Regions from separate parts of the Homo sapiens genome. Here region 1 is linked to region 2. Evidence: chromatin contacts called from ENCODE Hi-C or POLR2A ChIA-PET data. All regions are on one chromosome and are shown on one strand. The core of a region is the stretch at or near the end of the contact, and the rest is flanking DNA. Distances in the headings are between cores, read along the strand shown.

Region 1 (7,653 bases), core at 1,735-4,234, 36 kb before region 2:
CTTTTAGTCACCACTGGGTCTTGAAGGACGAGTGAAATGGAAACTATCCGAACAGGACTGTCACAGCTCTCTTCCTCCAGGCACTCGCCTGTGATTTGCCACTTGATCTCACAGCTGCACGTCTGCCCCAGCACGGAGCCCAGCACTCGGAGGCTGCTCAGTCATATTCCTTAGATCAATGCCTGTGCAGCTAGCTTTGCTTTTAAGTGCAGCGTGGAATTTTAACCAGGACAAAGGCCACCTTAGTGCATTGTTCTTCTCTGCTCTGATGTTTAGGAATCTTAAGATGATGAGAGCGCATGTCTCCTGCAGATTCAATAAGCACATATTCTGTCTTCTAATCTTTTCATCAACAGTTTAATTGGAACTTCTTTCAAATTTCTACCCAGATCCCACTAAAGGTGAAAACAAGGGCTTGTATCCCCAGAACCCGGGGCATGTTTTATCTTAAAAACTCTTCAGTTTTGCATTCTTCTCTGATCTTTTTAACAGAAAAAAATAGTTCCCCTGCCAAGTCTTTGGGCAAAATTTACACTCCAGGAAGAGAAGCTCTGTTTTCCTGGTATTGTGCCTGCTGCCTGAGACCTGCAGGGCCAGGATGAGGGTGAGACAAGTGCCGTGCTCAGGGCTCAGAATGCAAGGAGGCCTCGCTCTTAGAGACCAGCCCTGCGCTTGCATGAGTCTGGAGGTGACATTGCTGAGCATTTTGCATCCTTGTGCCTTGCTTGCCTCATCATATTCTCAGTCCTGCCTGCACCCTGCTGTGAATCCCATTGTCAGAGATGGGAGCAGACCCTCGAGCTCAAAAGCGGTGTCAGAGAGTTCTGTCTCCCTGACTGCCCCGGCGGCTGCCCCAGACGTCAGTCTCACGTGCATCAAAACAGGCGATTCAGACAAAACACCTGCCTAAAGATCTGACCTGTGACTGCTGTGTGGACAATGAAGTCATTCACAGTGTTATCATCCATTCACTTATTTATTTATTTATTTTTATTTATGTTTTGAGACAGAATCTCCCTCTGTCACCCAGGCTGGAGTGCAGATGCCATGCTGGACACTGAGACCACAGTGGGGACCAGACAGACGGGATGCCACGCTGGACACTGAGACCACAGTGGGGACCAGACAGACCGGATGCCACGCTGGACACTGAGACCACAGTGGGGACCAGACAGACCGGATGCCACACTGGCCACTAAGACCACAGTGGGGACCAGACAGACCAGACGCCACACTGGCCACTAAGACCACAGTGGGGAGCAGACAGACCGGATGGCACACTGGACACTGAGACCAAAGTGGGGACCAGACAGACTGGATGGCACGCTGGACACTAAGACCACAGTGGGGTCCAGACAAATCAGGGCACTGGGCAGGGCCCTGCATTGCGGTGGCTTTGCTGTATTTGCATGAGTACAACCAGCCTGGAAAAAAGGAGTCTGTGTCTCAGTGAAGCTAGGCTTGTTCCTGGGGTATGCCCAGGCATCCCCTTTCTGCATTTGCAAAACTAACTGGTCCTTGAGAGGTGCTTGCTCCAAGAGTTAAACAGACTTGGGAAGAGCGGGATTTGGGGCTCTAGAATAGGCTTGGGATGCACATTTGCAGCTTAGACTCAGGGGAGTCCTGCGGGTCAACCCTGTTCAGCCTTTCCACGTTTGGCCCTTTTTTCTGCAACATCTGTGAACATCTGGCCAAACAGGTTCTGCCAAGCCCACTTTCTGACATGCTGATCTCAAACTTTTGTCTATAATTTGTTGGGCTCAACGTCATCATTGTCTATATTTGAGGGGTTGGAGGGCTTACCTCTCTTCTCCTTTAGAAAGCGTGCAGAGCCATGTGGACATGGTCTAAACATGTTTGGGGGGATGTGTGCTTGTGGGCAGAGGTTGCTGGGTGCAGGGCCTGCCCAGGGCTGCCTGCCATTGCTGGGAGCTTAGGGATGATTTAGAGATAAGGAGGATTTTGCTACTTCAGAGAGCTTTGGCATAGTCCCTGAAATGGCAATAATCAGTCAGAAACATTAAAAATGAAAAAAAAAAAAAAAAAAAAAAAAGCAGAAGGAGGGAAATCACAGGAAAGAAAAAAGATGCCACATTTCCAAGCAAGACAATTTAGAAATAAAATGGAAACAGCACCAGAGACTCACCTGGTAGGTTTTCGAGCTTTAGAAAATGCTCATTTCTGGGGCCAGGTGCCGTGGCTCACGCCTGTAATCCCAGCACTTTGGGAGGCTGAGGCGGGCAGATCACCAGGTCAGGAGTTCGAGACCAGCCTGCCAACATGGTGAAACCCTGTCTCTACTAAAAATACAAAAATTAGCTGGGCGTGGTGGCATACTCCTGTATTCCCAGCTACTTGGGAGGCTGAGGCAGGAGAATCGCTTGAACCCAGCAGGCGGAGGTTGCTGTGAGCTGAGATAGAGCCACCGTACTCCTGGCGCGACAAGAGCGAAATTCCGTCTCAGGAAAAAAAAAAAAAAAAAAAAAGAAAAAGAAAAAAAAGAAAAGAAAATGCTCATTTCTTTGCAGGGACATGGATGAAGCTGGAAGTCATCATTCTCAACAAACTAACGCAGGAACAGAAAACCAACCGCATGTTCTCACTCATAAGTGGGAGGTGAACAATGAGAACACAGGGAGGGGAACATCACACACTGGGGCCTGTTGGAGAGTGGGGGGCATGGGGAGGGAGAGCATGAGGACAAATACCTAATGCATGCGGGGCTTAAAACCTAGATGACGGGTTGATGGGTGCAGCAAACCACCATGGCACATGTATCCCTATGTAACAAACCTGCACGTTCTACACATGTATCCCAGAACTTAAAGTAAAATAAAATAATAAAAAAAGAAAATGCTCATCTCTGGCTGCATGTCAGAATCACATGAGGCCTCTTTAACAAGGCAGGCCACTGACACCCTCAGTGGGACTAGGGAAGGCCGGGGCGTGTACCATTTGAAAGCACTCCCGCCTCCAAACCAGGTGACTCTGGCAGGCACCCAAAGCTGAGAAGTCCTCGTTTTCAGGCTCATGTCGGAGCAGGAAAGTGTCCTCAGTCAACACTCTCTCATCCTTTCCCATACTCCTTTGTTCTGCTGAATTTTTTTTGGCATCTTATTAAAAGATTCCCCAATGATGAAACAACTATCCTCTCATCTTCGCCCTTCCCGTATTTCATATTATACTTCTATTTCTCTTCCCATTTGGATCTGCTTTGTGAAGGTTTTTGTTTTGTTGTTTTTCTTTCCTAATTTCTCCCCAACTTCAACTCCCCCCCACCCCCCACCCCACTTCTGTGGGGCAGCTCAGCTCATACAAACAGCTCCAAGATCCACAGCGGCATGGATATTTTTGACTGTGCAGCTGCAGTCTCTCTGGGAACTCAGCTACAGAAATCCCACGAGGATAGCAGGATCCGAAAGACATAACAGTGCCTGCATTTCTGCTGCTTACTGCAAGGACTTTGCAGGTCCTGGAGGAACCCGGGCCAGCTCTGAGGCCGGGGAGGTGGGTGGATGGGACTGTTGCTCGCCCTCCTCCCTTTGCAGCTTTTCCGCTGCGTTCCTCTGCAGGTCGACAGCCAGAGCGGGTGTCTGAGGCCTCCTCAGGGTGCCACCTGCAACTAGGTCAGCAGTTCTCAACCAGGGACATCGGGCAATGACTGGAGATATGTCTGGCTGTCAGGAGAGGGTGAGGGGTGCTCCTGGCATCTAGTGGGTAGAGGCCAGGGATGCTGCTTGACATCCTACGATGCCCAGGACAGCCCCTGCCCACCCTTTAAAGAGAATGAGTTGGCCCCAATGTCAGTAATGCCCAGGTGAGAACCCTTGAACCAGAACATAAAGTCCTTGAAGACTGGCAAGGTTTCCCCCTTCCTTGGCAGCCGATAGTTTATTATTGCTGAATTTGGGCTAGAATAGAGTTGCATCAACCCCAATTATTTTTATACCATTATCACTTGTTTCATAAATTTCTTTAAATTAAGTCACTTTGCTTTCTTAAGTCCAATAAGTGTATTTAACATGGGAATTTTATATAATTACAGTATTTGGGAAACCAGTATCACATGCCACAAATAGACAGTACCCCTAAAAATAAGTGAAATGAAGACAAAGCCGAGTTATGCGTGTGGCTGGCTGGAGATGGTTGCCTGCAAAGGTTCTGAACATGAGGTTCCCTTTTTCATGTTTGTTGCAATTCAAATGTCAGAAAAGGGTTAAAATATGCTCCCACTCCATGGAGACTTTCTCCTTGCAGTCGTGGAAGGGCCTGGGGAAGCGAATGAACTTCCAGCTAAGTCTTCTCAAACTAGGGGTCACTGGAGCCTGCCTTTCCTAGGCCAACCTGGGAGCTGGGCTCCCTGACCCAGGGGCAGCCTGGGGTGGCCATGGTGCTGTGGATTCTAGAGGGGAGCGGTTTGAGTTCCAGGCTCCGTGCTGCCCGTCACCAACTCTGCAATCTCAAGTGTCATTTACATTTCTTGGCCTCAGTTTCTTTCTTCGCCTGTAAAGTGGGGTGTTGTTGTGGCCACTCCTAGTGTGGTGGTGAGGATGGCAGGAGAGAATGAACACACACTCCACGCTTGGCACAGTACTGCACCCACTTCCTGCTTAGTAATCCCAAGTCTTCCCGTAATGCATTGTCAAGAAACATGAAGACATTTTCCACTACAATGTTAAATAATTAATGCCTGCATATCTTTAATGAGGTTTACATATTACATTAACTTATACACATGCACATGCACACAGACACACATGCAGGCCGTCAGTGTTGCAAAACTCAGATCACCGCGCCTGGTTTTCAGACACCTCAAGGATGGCAGATAAAACTTGGGTTTCCCAGCTGGCTTCCTCCTTTCCTTCATGGCCTCAGATGGCCCTGGAGCACAGCTCCCTTGGTGCTCTGGATGGCCTGGAGCTCTCCTCTCAGCTTTGAAGAAATTCCCAGGAGGCCTGAACAGGTTTGGAGTATGTGAGTCTGGAGAGGTGCTGGCCAAAGCCACTGAGAATCGAGACTTGGGGGCTGGAACATCACACCTGAGCTCTCTCAAGTGTGTCGAAAGGGAGGCCTCCATCGTGCCCAGCCCCCAACACCCTAGCTGAGCCTTGCTGCCCCAGGAAGCTCAGATCCCAGCCTGTCCCAGCCAGGGGGCCTGGGCTTAGCCTGGTGGAGGCAAGACTTTCTCCTGTGGTCACAAAGGGCTCCCTCCCTGGCTCTGAGGCTGGTAGATGGCATGTTGGACTTGAGGTGCAGGGAAGCCATTCCACTGCTGTGGGTTTGAGTGCCTGAGGGTTCAATGTATTTCACAGATGGTGTCCTTATCCACAAACCCAGGATGATACTCCTCGCGACCACTCAGGACTATGGCGAGGACTTAGTGGGACGGTTGGGGCAGGCACTTTGTGTAGAGGCTGGCACTCAGGGAACACACCATCAGCAGCTGCTATGAAGATTCTCAGGTCACATGGACATTTACCCTTTGTGAACAGACCCTCCTGGCCCAGAGAAGTTAATAAACAGGAAAACAAGAGGAACCTCGAGTGTGAATTTTTTCCTAGAAGTGAGCATTCATGTGGCGACTGGATTTTCTCTGCTGTCAGGTGGTGGAAGTGTTATCAAGAAAAATGAAGGTGGGGAGACAGCATGGTGGTGATGGTGGTGGTGGTTATGATGGTGAAGAAGATGATGATGATGATGATGATGAAAGTGGTGATGATGGCGATAGTGGTGGTGGTGGTAGTGATGGTAATGGTTATGGTAATGGTGGTAGTGGTGGTGGGGATGTGATGGTGGTGATGGTGATGATGTGATGATGATTATGGTGGTGATGATGGTCCTGGTGGTAGTGATAGTGATGGTGATAGTGATGGTGGTATTTGTGGTGGCTGGTAGTTGTCATGATTATGGTGGTGATGGTTGGTGGTGATGGTCTTGGTGATGGTGATAATAGAGTGTGTCTAATTTAAATATAAGGTGGTCAGAAAAAGTCTCAAAGAGAAGGCAAAATGCTTGTACAGATCTAAAGAAAACAAGGGAGTAACCCGCTGGTCTAACAGGGAGCCTGTTTCATGTGGAGGAAGAGCAAGTGTGCAGGTCAGGAGGGGAGAGTGGACCCAGCATCTGAGGACTGGCAAGGAGGCTGGTGGGCTGGGACAGAGCACTCTGGGAGAGTGCAGTCAGAGTGTGGGAAAAGGCAGGGGGTGGGTGTCATGGGACCGAGGCCATAGCCAGGACTTCAGCTTTTATACTGCATAAGATGCGGATGCACGGGAGCATCATGAGCTGAGAGGTGACATCTGGGACTTAACTTCCATCTGCAAAGGGCCCCTCTGGCTGTGGAGATGGCAGACTCGGGGGTGAAGGACTCACATGGACACCTGGGAAGAGGCATCTGCAAGAATCAGGGTGGGTTCTCCTACAGGAAGAGCTCATATCCAGAATCTATGCTGGAGGACAAATTGAAAAATTTACAGCCAAATAAATGTGGGGAGGGAGGGAGAGGGAGACCCTGCTCTGAGTCAGGGTTTGTTTTCTGCCCTGGCCACCACGTTCCCTCTGCCATTGTGGGTGGGAGGCTGAGAGAGTGGATGGGAAGGCAGAAGCTGGTTGGATGCACTGGAGAATGGCCTTGAAGGGTTTAAGCTGGCAGAGGACAGGCCCCTGGCCTCAGGCAGGACAAGCTGTGGCTTTGGCGAGGCTGATGGGCCTGGCAGGAGCCAGCACCTGGTGGCCTGACCCTGGCCGGCTGAGGAGGATAAACAGATTCAAAGGCTTCCTGGGCAGAGGAGGCAGGGCAGGACCCAGACAAGGGCCCTGGCTGTCTCCATGTCCCCTCTCCTGTGGATGTTTGGCTTCTCTGGGAGAGCAGGAAAGAAGAGGCAGGCACCTGTGTTATTTCAGCTGAAGGCGCGAGGAATAGTGCAGCGGAAAAACCCAAAATGAGTGTGGGGACAGCACTCCCAGAGGTGGGCATCTCCATGGGGAGTGGCCTGGCAGGATGGATGCCCACGACCTGCTTGGACTGGACATCACTGCTGGGGAGGAGGAGCTGGGGGCAGTGTCTGGCTGCCCGAGGGGCCAGCAGAGGCTTTGTACAGTGAGAGATCCTTGAAGTAAGGTGGCGTCTCCAAGATCAGGGTCCTAGGAAGCACATGTTTGGGGAAGCCCTCCTAGGTGACTATTCCTAAAAGGGAATGGTGAAAAAAAGAGATGGGGACATAAAACAACAGAAAGGGAAGGGATTGGGCCAAGGCAGAGCTAAGCATTTGATCATGGACACCTCTTCATAATGACTCAGCCCAGAGCTCCTGTGTCCCGACTTGGGGTGGACACTGCCAGCAGCATGGATCCCCACCCCACCCCGGCTCCTGTGCTCTTCCCACAGCCTGGAATTTTTCTCTCTCCTCCTCCTCACCTCAGAAATCCTACCCAGACCTGAGGGTAGGCCAAGGACTGCCTCTCTGAGAAGGCCACACGTCTCTCCAGGGCCTGCCCTGTGTCTTGGTCTGTCTTCTGCCAGAGCAGTTGTTTCTCCATCAGGGACCATTCTGCCACCCCCACAGGGGGCATTTGACAATGTCTGGAGACATTTTTGGTTGTCAAAATGGGGGAGGTAGGGGGTGTTCCTGGAATCTCTCGGGTGGAGGCTGA
Region 2 (7,186 bases), core at 4,472-6,971:
TTCCATCGCCCCCAGCCCATGGCTCATGCCTGGACTATCATTGACCTCCTAGCTAAGGCTCACTTGTCCACTCACTCACCCCGATCCAGCTACCCCCAGCAGCCTAAAGGCTCACATCTCCTGGCCTAAAACCTAACACCAATGGAGAATAGTCACCCGCTTCCACCCCACCCCTGCCATGAAGGCCACACCCCTCAAGATGGTTGTCCAGGCGCCACAAGGCCCCATGCTTGCTGCTTCTCCTTTGATTTGATTTTCTTTGTTTTGGGGAATTACAGATTCAGAGGAAATCTCAAAAATAGTGCAGACAGGTCTGATGTGCCCTTTAAGTCCACAGCAGAAAGTGGAGTTCACTAGCAGGTGTCACCGTGAAGGGCCTGGCAGGGGGAGGGCCTGTGAATCCACGGTGATTGCACGACAGCCAGTGATTACTCTGGGGCCACAGGATCCTGGCTTCTTCTGAACATAAGAGGCAGCACGGGTCCAAATTTAACTTGACTTTTGCCTACCGTATGGACCAGATGCTCCCCATTCCTGCCCCGGCCCTTGCACTCAGTGTCTGTTCTTGCCTCATACAAAATCAGTGGACTTTTCCTTATTCAATTCCATGTTCCAATTCCTCATTCATGAGGCTGGGATGTGGGGTCTCCTGTTTTGGAATTCCAGCTCTGCACTAAGTAGGTAAATATGGGTAAGGAGTGAAGGACTGTGAGGTGGGGACAGCTGGTGCAAAGGCTCTGAGGTAACAACAAGCTTCATGTGTCCAAGTGACAGGTCAAAGTCCAATGTAGGAGTAGGCGGGAAAACAGAGGAAGATGAGCTGCTTGGTCCATTAAAACAAGGGCTCCCAGCCCTAGAAACAATACCAGGGTAAGTCTTTGCTGCACTGGCTCTGTCTTGACTTGTGCTACCCACTGAGTGTGGTGTCCCAGGCAAGTTTCCTAGGCCCTAAAATCTGTTTGGGATGATGAATGTTACCAAAATGTCTATATTCATGTCCTGTTCTGCTGCCCCCAAAAGCATCAGGGTCTCGTATGGGCTTTGCCCAGGTAGGGCTTGATGGTTGTAAGCAACAGAAACTGATACCGGCCACTGGCAGCAAAGAGCACATTTGCTGGGAGGGCACAGGGAGGACCCAGGATAAGCAAGGGAGGCTGGAGAACCTGGCTTGGAATAAACAGCTCTGGGGCAGAACAAGGGAATCATGGTAGCTGGGAGTAATGACAGACTCGCTGGTCTTCTTGCAGGAATAAAGGAACTGTTTCTCCCAGCATCTAATAATTTCATCATTCAATTGAAGAGTCAAAGTTCTAGAAGAAAGAGCACTGTGCCCACCTGGACTAAGTATTCTCCAGCCTCCCCGCCCAACCCTCACCCATTCTCTGTCTGTCTCCATCCTATCCTGAGCCCTGGGAAGATGGCCTTTAAAAACTGCATCCATGGTGTCCCTTGTCCTCTGACTTCTGATTAGGTTTGTCCAAAATGAGCACTTGCAGAATGGAGGATGAGAGGAGAGACAGGAGGTTGTGTGTCCTTCTCCCCAGGTTGTCACGCGGCCTGGCCTCCAAGGGCCACAGCTCCTATGGTGGACAGGGACAAGGGGACCCAATCCTGGGTCCAGCTCCTGCTAGGTTTCAGTGAGGCAGTTTCTGGCCCTTGCCAGCTATTGCTGGTCTTAGCTGCATTCCCCACTCGATGGTCCTCTCTCTGCTTGTATCTCTGTGCATGTTGTGTCAAGCACTTCAGTTTTCTCTTGAGGGAAATCTCAGCTGTTTCTTCCCAGAGACATGGCTGGGACACCTCTTGACTGGTCAGGGTGATGAGTGGACCCAGTCCAAGGAGTCTGGGTAGAAACACATCAGTTACCCTGCAGGAGGGACAAGGGAGCTGGGATACTGACATGCTAACTCCTGGCATTCATTGGTTGGGCACTGCTTTTCCTGGGCACCTTCAGCTTGCCTCATGTGTGGGTACAAGAGGCTTGAGCAGCCACTGATGGCTCTCAGGCAAAGACACTCAGGGGCCGCCACTGGCACTAAAATGGTAATGGCCGAGCGGTTAATGGAGCACTGAGGAGCTGAATTTTTAATTGTATTTAATGGTAATTAATTTAAATGTAAAATGCCACATGTGGCTAGTGATGCCTGTATTGGAGAGTGCAGGTCTCAAAGGGACTATAGGTACAAAATAAATAATCACACAAGTGATTATGTAATGACAGTCTTGCACCTCATAACAGCGTTTTGGTTAATGATGGACCGCATACACAATGGTGGTCACATAACATGATAATGGAGTTGCCAGATTCCTGTAACCTGGTGACATCACAGCCATCATAACTTCGGAGCAGGACGCATTCCTTGTGTGTTTGTTGTGACACTGGTGCAAACAAACCTACCGTGCTGGTAGTCATATAAAAGTCTAGCACGTAAAATTATGTGTGGTACATAATACTTGATAATAAATTACTCTGTTACTGGTTTATGTAATTACTATATTATACCTCTTATTATTTAAGCATGTACTCCATATATATATATATACACACATATAAATATATGTATATATAAAGTTTATGTATATATAAAGTTACCTGTAAAGCAGCCTTAGGCAGGTCTTTCAGGAGGAATCTGGAAGAAGGCATTGCTATCATAGAAGATGGCAGCTCCATGCGTGTTATTGCCCCGAAGACCTTCCAGTGGGACAAGATGTGGAGGTGGAAAACAGTGATTCTGAGGATCCTGTCCCTGTCTAGGCCTAGGCTCAAGTGTGTGCTTGTGTCTTAGTTTTTAACAAAAAAGTTTAAAGAGTAAAAGTAAAACTTAAAAAAATATTTAAAGTAGAAAAAAGTTTATAGAATAAAGATATAAAGAAAGAAAACACAACTGCAAGCTTGTTGAAAGAAAGAAAGAAAATATTTTTGTACATCTGTACAATGTGTTTGTTTTAAGCTAAGTGTTACTAGAAAAGCATCAAAAAGTTAAAAAATTAAAAAAGTAAAAATTGACACTAAGCTAAATTGATTTATTATTGAAGAAAGAAAAATATGTTTTTACACATGTTGCGTTGCCAAAGTGTACAGTGTTTATAAAGTGTGAAGCAGGGAGCGGTAATGTCCCAGGTCACCACATCTCTCCACACTCACTCACTGGTTCGCCCACACCAACGTCCAGTCCTGGGAGCTCCATTCATGCAGGTATCCTATACAGGTGTAGCAGTTTTAAATTTTTTATACCATATTTTACTGTACCTCGTCTGTGTTGAGATAGGTTTAGATACACAAACACTCACCATGTGTTGCGACTGCCTGCAGTATTCAGTACAGCCATGGCCGCACAGGCTACACACATAGCCCGGTGTGTAGGAGGCTACACCATCTGGGTTTGTGCAGCAGGCTGTATGATGTTTGCACAATGATGAGGTCACCTAACAACTCATTTTGCAGAACACATCCCTGTCGTTAAGTGACATATGATGGCATCGCTAAGATCACCATTTTGCGCTCTCACTGTGGCCTCTATAATTTCTGTCTGAACAGGGTTACCAAGGAATGCCTCATTCAGCTGAGATCTGAAAGGTGGCTCTGAGGACGGAAAGGAGAGAGGTGGGGGAGGACCTTCCAGGCAGCGGAACAGGGTGTGCAAAGTCACGAGGCACACGGAGGAAATGGAGGGAAGACTAATTAGACGCAGAGTAATGAGTGCAGAGAGGGAGGACCAGAGACGGACAGGTAGGTCAGACCTAGGGGCCTTTACACCATTAGTCCCATTTTACAGGCAGGGAAAAGGAAGCTTCAAGAGGGAACATACACATCCGGAACCACCCGCTAGCATGGGGTGGGGCAAGAATTTGCACCTAGCTTCATGTGGGGCCAAAGCCCGCTCTTAATCACAGCTATGCCAGCCCCTGGAAGGCGATGGCTTCCATGCATAGCAGGAACTACCAAGATGGGAGAAGCATCTGCCACCCTGCAGGACGGACTGAGTCGGGCTTGGAAACAGACATCGGGGACCTGTCCAGGCCTGGCCTCCCTCAGGAGGCAGCCGCTTCCCTGGGATGGAGGCTGGAAAGCGAGCCCCAGGCTGCCTAGCTGGAGGCTGACAGGAAGTGAGGCGTGGCAGCTGGTGAACAGGAAGAGGAAGGGGCAAGTGTGCAGAGGGCAGAGGTGATATCTGGGAACTGTGAGAGGGAGTCGTCCTTCCTCTGGACCACTCTTGATGGGGCAAAGGGAAGAGGTGATGTTCAGGCTTTAGAGTCTCAAGACCAGGTTCAAATCCACTCCCTAGCCCTAGAGTCAGCCTCTTCTCAGTTCCGAGCATCAGTCCTCTCAGCTGTAAAATGGGCCGAGGGCCATTGTAAGGATTACCTAGCACAGCAGTTCTTCAAATGTGTGGCCCCGGGACCCCTGGGTATTCCTAAGGCCACGATTTGCCTTTTAGTCCTCATTCTCTTGTGAGAGTACGGTGGAGTTTTCCAGCAGCTCCATGAAATGCGAGGACATCATTGCTTTGCTGGCTGATGAAATCAATCTGTGCTGTGATTCCCGTGTTTAAAAAATTATTCCTTTTTATTTCTAACACAGAAATATTGATAGATACAACCTACATAGACAAAAGCCCTTTGGGGTTCTCGTTAATTTTGAGGAGTCCTGAGACCAACAAATTTGGGACCCTCTGGTGTAACACTTACCACAGGGATCTGGTTAGCACCCAATGCCAATAAAACTGGAAGCTGTGCCCGTTTCACAGATGTGGAATACAGTATGCTGGTCATGGCTCCTGGGTTGCAAGCAACAGAGAGCACCTTTGACTTGCTTACGCAAATGAGGATTTCCTAGAACTCTCTTAGTAAAGAAGCTGGAAAACCAGACTGGAGCAGAGGGAAGCACGAGGCAGTGTCCAAGGCCCGAGGTGCTGACACCATGGCAAGGTCTGCTTGAATGAAGCCACGTTTGGGGTCTCGCTGTCTGATGGAGCTGTTAAGGAGAGACCCCACGCTGTCCTGGGCCAGGCCAGTGAGATTCCTCCCCCCGGAACTTGGTTCTTAAGCAGAGAGACAACAACACTCCTGTCTAGAACACAAGGAAGCCCCTTCCCCAGGATGCAGGAATCCCATTTTGTCAATGGCCTTTCAAGAAAATGGGAGGTTTCCCACAGCCCCCTAACCTCCATGGCTCATGGGGCAAATGCTTAAACCAATCCCTCCCCCAGAAGGTGCCTGGGTGTTTAACAGAAGACTGATCCTGTCTGCATTTTAAAATTCACGATGTATCTCCCTGTCCCTACCGTCCGGGAGCCTTCTCTGTAAACAAGCCTCAGCTCCCACTCCCCTCAGCACCCCCGAATCATGCCAGTTTTTGCGGAAGGCCGTGGGCACACTGCCTCCCCTGCAGTGGGAAATATTTCACTGGGTTTATTGGAGAAATTGCCTGTCAGATATGATTATTTGTTTGGAGTTGTGTATATCAAATTCTGCTGGAGCCAGCGTGCTGTCACGCAGAGTTTATAGGTATATGGCAGGCGCAGTCCCATTAAACACTCCTTAAAAATATGCTTGGTTAAAAACAACAACAGCAACCACCACCGCCTTGTTTATAGTTAATGTAAAGAATCACAAAATCTTTCTTCCCTGGGGACTGCCTGTGTTTGGCTGTGTTTACTGTCTGTGCAGTGGAGCCGATGACTCTGACCTCACCCCACATGGCCGCCCCCGCCAGGACACCTCTCCAGGAGGGAGGCCAGACGACAGACAGCCGTGCTCTGTAATTCATTCCCGCTTTGCTGTGATTGCTTAATCACAGCAGGTGAGATGGATCCAGACTGACTAACCCTGAAAAAGGAATCCATCTGGCTCAGCTCAAATGATGTTTTGGGCAGGGATTTGATGGGCAGCATTAAAAGGTTGAAGAAATCCATCTATCCACGAGCCCTTGTGAGTCCAGTTCTGTCTATTGATGACGATTTACAAGGGAAGGGTATTTCACTGGGGTTTTGCTAGCTAGGAGACCCTTGGGTCAGGGCTGAGTCCTCCTGGCACGTCCTGCCTCTTCCCAGCCCTCCCCCACCCTGCCTGGCCTGGATCCCTCTCCTGCTGGCCACGTATCCCGCCACGGCTGCAAGGATCCGATGCCCGTGTCTGGTTGTAAGCAGCTGATAATATGCCAGCGCGCCCCTCCCTTGGTCCACATTTGCTTTGGGCATGAGCCCGTACAGGATGCTGGCACCTATTGATCAGAGTGACGTTGGTTCACGTCTGCTCAAAGAGGTTAATGTCCTTCTTTTGACAACTCATTTAGCAGGGACAAGGTGCCTACCTGATGATGGCAGGCTGCTCACTGGGCCCCTCCCCTAGATCCATATAGCACCCTTTGTGCTTTCACTGTGCCAGGATTTGAGAAAGGGGCTGCTTTGCCTTTCCCTGTCATTCCCTGTGATGGCAGCGGGTCTACACTTGACATGAGCACAGCCCATGTATGGGTGCTTGCCCCTTCCGCAGAGGAGGAGTGTGGGTTCAGGCAGACAGCAATGCTGAGAGGGACCTTCCACAGTTTCTCAGGGCAGGGAACAGCTACCACACTCTTCACCAGAGGACAGAAACAGAAACTCTGTTCATGAATCCGTGCATTTCTGTTGAGGGCTCCCAAAGATACAAGACGCCAAGATACAAATCTGTGATGAAAAAGGGAAGATATTTAGGGAGCGGTCAGGGAGCTCCTAGGAGCCCCAAACCACAGCACCCAGAACTGCCTACTTTGCTGACGCGCTTGAACGCCACCTCTCATTCTCATTCTCTTGCCTGTATCTTTAGCCCCAAAATCCTAGGAAAGGGAGGGCATGGTTCTCACTCTCATTGCCACTGGCAGAAATCTCCCCTAACCCAGCCCACCAAATGCTGTTGAGAGCTCTCTGGGCACCAGCCCTGCCCTGGGCTTTGGGGATGTGCAGATGGACACACAACTACTGCGGCCTTCAGGGAGCTCTTGGACCAGCAGGGAGTCAAGGCAAGCTCCCAGAGCAGCCCATAAGAGAGGCCCCTCCTAGAGTGGTGGGCTCTGGTTAATGGAGGGATTGAGCATGGGGAAGGGGTACCCAGTATTGTCCCCACCCCCTCACTCCTGTTTGCCAGTATCCTGGCTCTTTCTTCAGGAAACTACCCTTCCCCATTTCGTGAAGGTGGTTGGGGGTCA

What was found. Hi-C counts contacts between places; a loop is a spot of excess contacts on that map. ChIA-PET counts read pairs that join two places held with the same protein, here RNA polymerase II (POLR2A).
Region 1: a loop to region 2 is called in a map of sigmoid colon, with 2.1 times the contacts of the local background. The contact joins two enhancer-like sites. A Hi-C loop is called at or near these places in 1 of 168 maps with a recorded cell type or tissue (sigmoid colon). POLR2A ChIA-PET finds 5 or more read pairs at or near these places in 1 of 52 experiments (activated CD4-positive, alpha-beta T cell).

What each region holds. Positions count from the first base shown.
Region 1 is chr20:57,973,127-57,980,779 of GRCh38, reverse strand. No RefSeq gene overlaps it. Among named protein-coding and RNA genes, the nearest start is that of LINC01742, 27 kb to the left of the region's middle. Within about 2 kb of position 2,984, at least 4 of the 41 ENCODE cell types and tissues checked have a DNase peak (open chromatin) inside an H3K27ac peak, as active enhancers do.
Region 2 is chr20:57,940,331-57,947,516 of GRCh38, reverse strand. No RefSeq gene overlaps it. Among named protein-coding and RNA genes, the nearest start is that of LINC01742, 60 kb to the left of the region's middle. Within about 2 kb of position 5,721, at least 5 of the 41 ENCODE cell types and tissues checked have a DNase peak (open chromatin) inside an H3K27ac peak, as active enhancers do.